2 separate regions of the Mus musculus genome follow, and region 2 is linked to region 1. The links are chromatin loops, found by intact Hi-C in ENCODE. Cell type or tissue: heart. All regions are shown on one strand. Each heading gives the region's core, and the rest is flanking DNA. Links, peaks and the distances in the headings are about the cores only. Region 1 has its middle 20 kb from the start of Gm40634. Region 2 overlaps Rtn4ip1 (reticulon 4 interacting protein 1).

Region 1 (4,390 bases), core at 256-4,255:
ACTGGAGGAGAATGGAGCTGAGGTACCAGGAGGGAGTAAAATGTGCACACATCAGAGCTCCAGAGCCTACAAAAGGAGTGCTGACTTTGCCCAATCAGTCCCTGGGCTCGGGCTGCAGGAAGCAGGTGCCAGGCTGGATCAGTGCTTTATGGATAGCGTGCTTGGGGGGGGGGGGGGCCTGCTAGGAGTAAATCCATGAAATGTAGATGCCACAGCGGTATCTTTCAAAGGTATCAGGTGCAGAATGGTTTTTAATGTGGAATCCAGGCCTCCAATTAGAGGCTTGTTCTACTTGCTCAATTTGGTTTGGATTAAATGCCCACTGACCCCTTGTCCCTATAGCATTTCATTGCTGGGATGGATATGTGGGAACCCTTCCCCCACTAGTGGCATACAATCTCTATACCATTAGAAGTCTGCATTCATTCTTTCTCAGATGAACTATGCACCCTCCTGATCCTTCCATTAGCGAGGAAGCGATCCAAAGAAAAAAGAGAAGCCAATGGCAAAGGTAGCAACAGGCTGAATGAATGTTCATGTGGCCAAAGTCTCCATGGTTCCTAACCAACACATTTGAGGTGGGCAAGAATACTACCTCTCTCTCCCCAGCCAACAAATGAGAGAAAACAGGACACAGAGACTTCTGTAAGGTGTCCTGGGAGACTCCCTATCCACTCAGTCCTATTGGTTGTGCCTAAACACTTTCAACTAAAACAGATTAGTAGACCAGAAAAAACTTGCCTTCATCATAAAGAGGAATGTCCATTGCTGGATGTGGTGTGCATACCTGTAATCCCAGAAATTAGGAGACTGGAACAGGAGAATTGCCGTGTTTGAGTTACAAGGCTGGGTTGGGTTACATGATGAGTTCTGGGGCAGCCAGAACAGCCCCAGAGCAAGACCCTGTATTAGGAAAAAAAACAAAAAACAAAACAAAACAGAGAGCTGGCCAGCAGTGCATGGACTCAGGCGTCAAAGACAAGCAGGTCTCTGAGTTCAAGGCCAGCCCAGTCTACAGAGTGAGTTCCAGGACAGCCAGGGCTACATAGGGAAACCCCATCCTCATACAAAACAAAACAAAAAGAAAAGAAAGAAAGAAAAAAATGAAGAAAAATGAATTAATTAAAACCATCTCTCTCCATCAATGCCTTTCAGGTATAATATACATATACTTGTGCACAAGCACCCAGAGTTGAAGGGTCACAGGTGTCTCTCAATTGGCCCTGGATTCAGTCCCCAGCACCCAAAACAAAAGAGTTCATACCAGTGTTTAACGACTCCTTCAAAGGATTTGATGGAGAATAATTAACTGGGAAATTGTTGCTCAAGGGATGGTAGTCTTGTTCTCTCAAAATAAGTACATAATAAAAGGAAAAATACTTTTTTTTTCCAATCCCGGGTACAGTGTGGGACCTGGAGAATGCTAAGCAAGCCCTCTAGTACTGAACTTCACTACTGGCCTGGAAAATACACTTTTTAAAATGGAGTGTGGGGGAAGGGCCATGTGGGAGGAGGTGTAGGGAGAGCTGCGATTGGGATTTAAAATTAGTTAATTAATTAATTAATTAATTAATGGGGAAAATGTGTTTAAGTGCAGCATACAGATGTCTCCAGGATGGTTAAAGAATTCCTATCAGCTCCCTTTATGCCTGATGAATAAACCTCCAGTCCTTTAAGGCTATTCATTGATTCCTGGGTGGTTTATTTTTCGTTTTTTACGGGGCTTGACCCAGCTCACTTCCCTCCCTATTCCTGAAGCTGCGGTCTTTTGAGAAAACCCCGACTCCAGGAACCAAAACTCTTGGCTTTCTCTTCTGCCCACCGCCCGCAGGACACCTGCTGCCGACCTTTCTTAGTTCTGTCTCCCAGGACGGTTACGAGCTGAGTGCTGGGATCGTTGGTGTGCCGGGAAATGGCCTCACACCGTTCCTGTGACCCACTGTCTGGAAGCCGTGGGCTTGCTCATTATCCACGCTCTCCTGGAGGTCCAGTTACCAGCATTGTCCACTGCCAGGGCCACAGCGGAAACTGGTCTAACCAGTTTTCTCCTCTCCCTGGACTATTCCAAGGCAGACACACTCAAGCCTGGCAAAAATACTGAGAGTTTCTGTTCCCAGGACGGAGACCCGCCACAACAAGCCTGGCTGTTGTTAAACTCTGGTCTGGTTTCCTCCCCCAACCCCGTCTTCTCTCCCCAACACCTCCTGGGTTTGCCACGAGGCTATGCACCATCGAGTTTGAATGCCGCGTTGAGTTGTTGATTAAAACAGCATGCCGTTTTCTGAAGGTCAAACAACATATGACAATAAGTGGATATAAAATATCGGCGAAACAAATGTGTGGCTTCTGCACTGGATGCAGAGGCAAAACTGGCTGCCCTTTAAAAGCCTCCACGTTCTCGAGAAGTCCTGGAGTATTAAAATTGATGATGGTGATTAGGTTGCTTTTCAGAGCAGCAAAAATGTGTATAACCGAATCCTCATGGGCTTAGCCATTTTCAGCCCGGGCATATTAACTTGTCTGGCTGTGAAGCTGCTATTGTATACACAAGTATTTAACCGTGAGTGCAGCGGGTCCCAAATTAAAACCATATTTTGTTAGCACCACATGTTCCAGCTCTGACAGTATTTATCAAAGGGGAAGCTGCTGGATTTATTGAAGGAAATGAACTTGCCTGGGGTCTGCCAGACTCAACCCTTACAGCGAGGCTGAGCGTGAGGCTATTGGCTCCAGGCCACTCACTGGCTTCGGCAGGGTGGGCTATGGACACCCCACCCCCTGTCTCCCCACAGCTAGGCGTCGGGGGAGGTTGACAGCTCCAGGCCATTCTTTCTTCAAAGATCTGTTTGTATTCTCTTCTTTGTGAAGTCTTTGCTTCCTCTACCCAAGCTTCTTGCTTCTTTCTTCTTCCTCTGAAAGCTGCAACCTCAGTCTGGGGACTTTGTAGAGAAGATGAGATTCTAAAGCCTGCCCCACACCTCCTGATCTACATTTCAGCAAATCCCCGGGGGGGGGGGGGGGGGTCCTGTGCTGGCGGAAATTTGCTCTGCACCACCCCCACCCCCCACCTTCCACCCCTTACCCACCTCCTACCCCACCCCTACCTCCCCCTCACCCCACCCTCACTTATCTCTTTCACCTGTACTTCTCATTAGGAGCCTTGTTACCCACTCCACGTGTGTATGGATTTTGCTGGCTGTCACAATGCTGGGATGGAGCCCTGCTGGTTCAGTGACAGCAATGACACTGGACAGCTTGCAGAAGAAAGCAGTGCATATGTCACACAACTGGAAATGTGGCTGAACTCTCAGGCAGGTGAAAAGCCTATGCTTAATCCTGAGCCTGGAACCTAATTTCTCTTCATATACAGAAACAAAGCCTTGTTTGTACAATTTTAATATACACGAAGCCTTCTAGAAATGCAGCCTCATGAAAATTCAGGAAAACCAGCCCTTTGTTAGGGTCAGAACTTAGTTTTGTTAGCTCAAAGTGGAGTTTGCAGGTCAATGTTACATCTGTATTGGTCTGTATCTGTAAGATGCCCCAATAAAAGTGAATTTCCCCCCTCTGGTGGTGGTAGGGATTGACCTTAGCACTTTAAATATACTAAACACTGACCCACGATCCCAGCCCCCCAGTAACAGTGACTTTCATGGTATTTTTTTATGAGTCCTCATTGCAAATGTTAAAGAGCATCTATCTATACAGTAAAACTTCTGTTCGTTTAAATAGCAAATTATGTTTATATTTTCTTTGCATTTGAGCTTAGGAATTTATTATATCAGTTTCAAGTTAATTATTCATGATTCAAGAAACCCAAGGGACATTCCAACTGTTCCCGAAAGAGGTGTCTTAGTTTCTTGTTCCCTGTTGCTGTGATAAGACACCTAGACAAAAGCAAAGCAAGCAAGGAAGGGTTTATTGCAGCTCGATGTTCAAGGGTCTAGTCTGTTGTAGCAGGGTGGTTGAAGGGATAAGAGCCAGCTGCAGCTTGTCACATCACATCCAGAGTCAGAAAGGGAGTTAGGAGAACTCCAGACAGTATAAAATGCATGTGATCAGCCAGGAAGTGGTGCCACCCACCTTTAGGATACATAGGTCTTCCCACCTCAGTAAGTTCCCTCACAGGTGTATCTGGGTGAGTCTAGAGCCTATCAAGATGAGAGCTCACAGTATCCATCACAGACACTGGTCTAATGGTACTCGCTCGGCTTCTGGACGCTACTTACTTAACATGGCCCTTATGACGAACTGTCTTGTTATGCTGACTGTGTTTCTAGGAGACCATGCCTCTGTCCTCTTCTGCACAAGATTACAAATGTCCTGTTGGTGGTCTGTGTGTCATAAGCCTGGTGTCTGTCCTACTTAGTTCTGGATCATCCTGTTGTTA
Region 2 (4,390 bases), core at 65-4,064, 200 kb before region 1:
GTCCAGCCTGCTTTCTTATACAACTCAGGAGCACCTGTCCTGGGGTGGCACCATCCACAGTGGGCTGGCCCCTCCCACATTGAACATTAGTCATGAAAATGCCCCATGAACATGCTCACGAGCCTATTTGACAGACATTCCCTCTTCCCAGGTAACTATAGTTGGTGTTAACAAAACTAACTAGTACACTAGACTCAGCTTTTGAGGAAAGTAATTTATAACATATGAATTTATAAATTCATATAAACAAAAGTCTTCCTAATCACAAGATTAAGAAATCCTTTTACCTGTATCGCAAAAGTACCAACTCCACCTGACGCACCCAAGATTAAGGCACTGCAACAGAAGAGAAAGCACAGCGGTGAGACACTGGGCAGCACACTCTAAAGATGAAACTTCCTCAGTGACAAACAGTCCCCAAAGCAACTAAAGCCATCCTCCTTCCCAAGGCTGAATTACAGCGTTCACCAAGAAGCTGCAGAGAGTTAAAACGAAACCTTTAGCACACTCTTAACTGAAACACAAAACACTCACAGACAAACAATTCACTTCTGCAGGTAGCTTAGATGGTGCTTTGTAACCTCCGCTTCACAGTCAGTTATTCTAGGCTAAAGTTAGCGCGCTTCTCTGTAAGGAGGAAACTTCTTAATGCTGTTCTCTCAGAAGTCACATTCCTGACCACATTCCTGCAGAGGTAGAAGAGCACCTTGTGTCCAGGCATGTCTTGCTAAGCTCGTCAACTGTCACAGACAGACTCATCTCGGTAGGATTTCCTGTATAAGCCGCTGACTGTGCTGTCAGCACAAGCATCCTGGGCTCCAGGCTCTTACCACAGCTACGCAGTGGCCTCCTGCCACTGGAGACCTGGGCTAGGGGAGAGACGACTTAGCCTGGAGTCCATAGAGAGGGCAGAGGTAAGAAGGGAGGGAGAGAGCCTGATCCTCTACATTTGTGACTCTCCAAAAATGTAATGCAAGGCTAGGTGTGCATAGGCAAAGAGAAGGATACAAAGCCACCATCCATTTCCCAAAGAAGTCTGAGATCTGAAAGAATCAGTAGTCAAAACTCACAGCATCAGGCAGGCAAGATGGTTCAGTGGGTAAAAGGGCTTGACAGGAAAGTCTGACCACCTGAGAGCAACCATCGGCACCCGCAGGAGTGGGGGTAAGAGGGCAGAACAAACTCCTGAAAGGTGTTGTCTGCCTCCATGCGAGTGCTATGGAACATACATGTGTACACACATGGGGGGGGGGGGGGCGGAACCTGGGCTGCATGATGTCAAATATCTAGAACATTGTACCCAGTAGAGGTGGAAGGCCATGACATAATGGGGTCTGGTATCTGGTACTATATTAACTATTACGGAGGCTATTTCATGAAAATTCCCTGAGCGCCCACAGAAAACACTCCTGAGATAAGTGGAGGGGGTGCCTGCCGTCTATCTACCACTATCATTACATAACTACTAGTTATAGGCCCTCTATCTTCACTACGAGACAGTATAGAATTTTGCCACCTACTGCTAACCAGTGCACTGAGCCTTAGAACACACACCCTGCCTGTAATCTTAGCTACTTCATCTTTCTGTCCCTCACGCAAATCACAGAGGCTGATTATTATCATCTGTTGTGTGTTAAGAGTTATGACTATAATTTCCAAGTCAGCTGTTCCCTTTGAAATACCATTAAATATAATTTTAAAAAGTCTCTTTGAAAATCACGTTACTTCTAGAAGTGGTTTTCATCTCAAAGCTATCACTAGTGAAGAAGAGGTGACACTCTGCAGATGTTCCATCTCCTCCAAACTTCAACCCATGCGATAGCGTTAGTATTCCCAAGTGGGGAAATATGACACAGGAAGTGTCACACAGCTGAGGTGCTGGTACACACCTGGAATCCCAGCACTCGGGAGGAGGAGGCTGAGGCAGGAGAATGTAAGGTCAAGATCAGCCTGGGCAGCTCAGTGAGACTCTCTCAAACCAAATCATGTAAACAACAAAACAACTATCATACGGATTTTTAACAGTTAATTTACCCATAAAATACTTGGCCTTGACTCTTTGATTATTACCTAAATTAGTCAAATTCTCCTTCAAGTAACATCACACTTTTCTTTTACTCTACATTAGGACAGAGAAAGGACAGGCATTTTACCAAGTTTTTTTGTCTAACAGCGGTGATTTTTGACTCCTAAGGCTCTGCTTAAGAAAACGCCTCTCTGGTGGCTTGAGACGATTTCCTATGGAAGCTACAAACCAGCGGCACTACTGTTAGAAGCACCCCAGCACTAGCAGTACTCAGCCTGGAGGGATGTCTGCTTTGCACAAGGACTGGAGATAAAGGAGGACACACTTAGCAGACAGGATTAAAAGGACAGCAAATATCATGGCTGCCCGGGTTCCAACTGACAGACATGTCTCTGACCTCCTTCCTGTCAGCTTGTCTCTTCCCCATAACCCTTAATCCGAAGCAGCCTCACTTCCTAAATAAAACAGCAAAATTATCTCACAAAAGCGTGATGCTCTACAACCAGTGTCAGTTCCCAATGCTGCCACCTGAGGGAGCCCTCAAAGTGCAAACGAGCAGAGAAGCAGGCTCAAGACGGGATGGAGGCGCACCAAGGAAGTGCTGAGACACTGAGGGAGGACTTTTTTCTGGCCGCACAAACTTTAGTTTTGTGTAGGGTCAGGCAGGGCCTATTCTTTTTCCGAACAAAGCCAATCTCTAAAGGGACAGCAGGCAAAATAAAGTCTAAAGCCAGCAATAAGCTGACGTTCTGTGGCTAAGCTAACTGTATTCTATAAAGTACCTCGCAGACCTAAGGGAAGAGCACCGTGGCGCCCACCCTCACTCTGTCCCCCAGTGCTGTTCAGGAGGATTTTCTTACCTACCTTGCTGTATCACCACACTCCACATGCACACCCAACCAAAGTTAGAAAAAAGAAAAAAATGGTGAAAAAAGTGTGCTGCTTGCTATTTTATATCAATGGTCGGCAGCCTTTGAGACAGTTCATATTGTGGAGACTCCCAACCATAAAACTGTTTTCACTGCTATTTCATGACTGTAATTTTGCCACTGTTATAAATCATCATGTAAATATTTTGAAGACAGATGTTTGCCAAAGGGGTTACAACCCACAGGCTGAGAACCACTGGCTTCTATAGGAAAAAGCCCATGAACATTGTAATTCAAGATTGCCCAGGTCTTTAACACATGGCTCCTCACTTCATAGACCACAGCTTACTCTGAAAATTCTGTGGCTTGATCTAATTAATGGCAGACCTAGAAAGCACTAGAGAATAGGAATGATGACTACAATGCTATGCATTCTTCTTTGTTGTTGAGACAGAGTATTAGGTAGCCCCCGCTGGCCTCAGACCTTGCTATGGAGCCGAGGGTGGTCTTGAAGTCCTGGCCCTCCTAGCTCAGCCTCCAGAGTGGTTGGTTACAGGTATGTGCTATCATACTTGCTTTCTTAAACTCTAAAATCCTAATTCGCTCTGTCATTTCTGCCTAATGTTTGAATAAGCCAATAATGTGCTGATTTAACAGTGGCTTCTTTGGAGAGATGGCTCAGCAGATAAGAACACTTACTGCTCTTCCAGAGGACCTGAGTTCAGTTCCCAGCACCCACATCAGGTGCCTTTCAATTGCCACAACTCTACTTCAAGGAGATCAGACTTCTGGCTTCCACAAGTGCTCTCACACATGTGGCATACATTCACAGACACAAAAACTCGAGTGCACATGTGCACACACACACAACCATGAGGGAACCCGAAGGAGGAATTTACTCTCAAGTTTCTGTTCTGTCTTGGCCTGAAGAAACCTGGGCTGCAAATGTCCAGATCTCGGCACTGACTCATGTTGTGCTTTTTAACACAGGTGTAATAGGCTTTCCTGGCTCCCCGTGAGATTAAAATACTCCTAGTAGATCCCAATAAAAACGATGAAGTCTGGCTATGTTTTCTACAGGTAAAAACAATGACCTTTAGGAAATAAGAATGGTGCTGACGATGACCCACATTTGAGTTTCACGAGCTCCTTTTCAATGTGGGAGTGGAGAGACAGGTGAAGCTGCAGCCGACCTATCCTAGCACAACATGCTGCTTACTTACCATGCTAAGTTCCCTACTAACTACCGTGGATGAGAAACTTTGACTGAGGGAGATAATACAGTTACGAACAAAGCAACCGAATGGGGACTAAGAGAGCCTGGGCTGGTTTCCTTCCCTTCTGAATCTCTGTAACTCATACTGACATCTCCCAGGTTACAGAACAGTTCATGTATGAGTTAGACATCTGAAATATAAACACCCTTTCCCATGAGCACAAAGCTATTTATATACTTTGGCAAATGCCCAGGGTAACTGCCTCCCCCATAATGGAT

The links. A loop is a pair of places that touch in the nucleus more often than their neighbours do. Peaks named below come from ENCODE experiments on the same cell type or tissue, not always from the same donor. Only the 100,000 strongest peaks of a DNase experiment are listed, where the experiment ranks them.
Region 2: it touches region 1 in a loop (6-fold over the local background); 3 of 42 quality-filtered maps call a loop at or near these places.

The regions. Positions count from the first base shown.
Region 1 is chr10:43,721,177-43,725,566 of GRCm38, reverse strand. No RefSeq gene overlaps it. Among named protein-coding and RNA genes, the nearest start is that of Gm40634, 20 kb to the left of the region's middle. In heart, for the core only: no CTCF peak of the experiment used is centred there; no DNase peak of the experiment used is centred there; H3K4me3 peaks cover 1,446 bases; H3K27ac peaks cover 1,807 bases.
Region 2 is chr10:43,917,333-43,921,722 of GRCm38, reverse strand. Rtn4ip1 (reticulon 4 interacting protein 1) reads right to left here. Exons shown (of 9, transcript NM_130892.5): 5 at 288-336. Among named protein-coding and RNA genes, the nearest start is that of Rtn4ip1, 18 kb to the right of the region's middle. In heart, for the core only: a CTCF peak has its summit at 2,542 (motif pointing right); no DNase peak of the experiment used is centred there.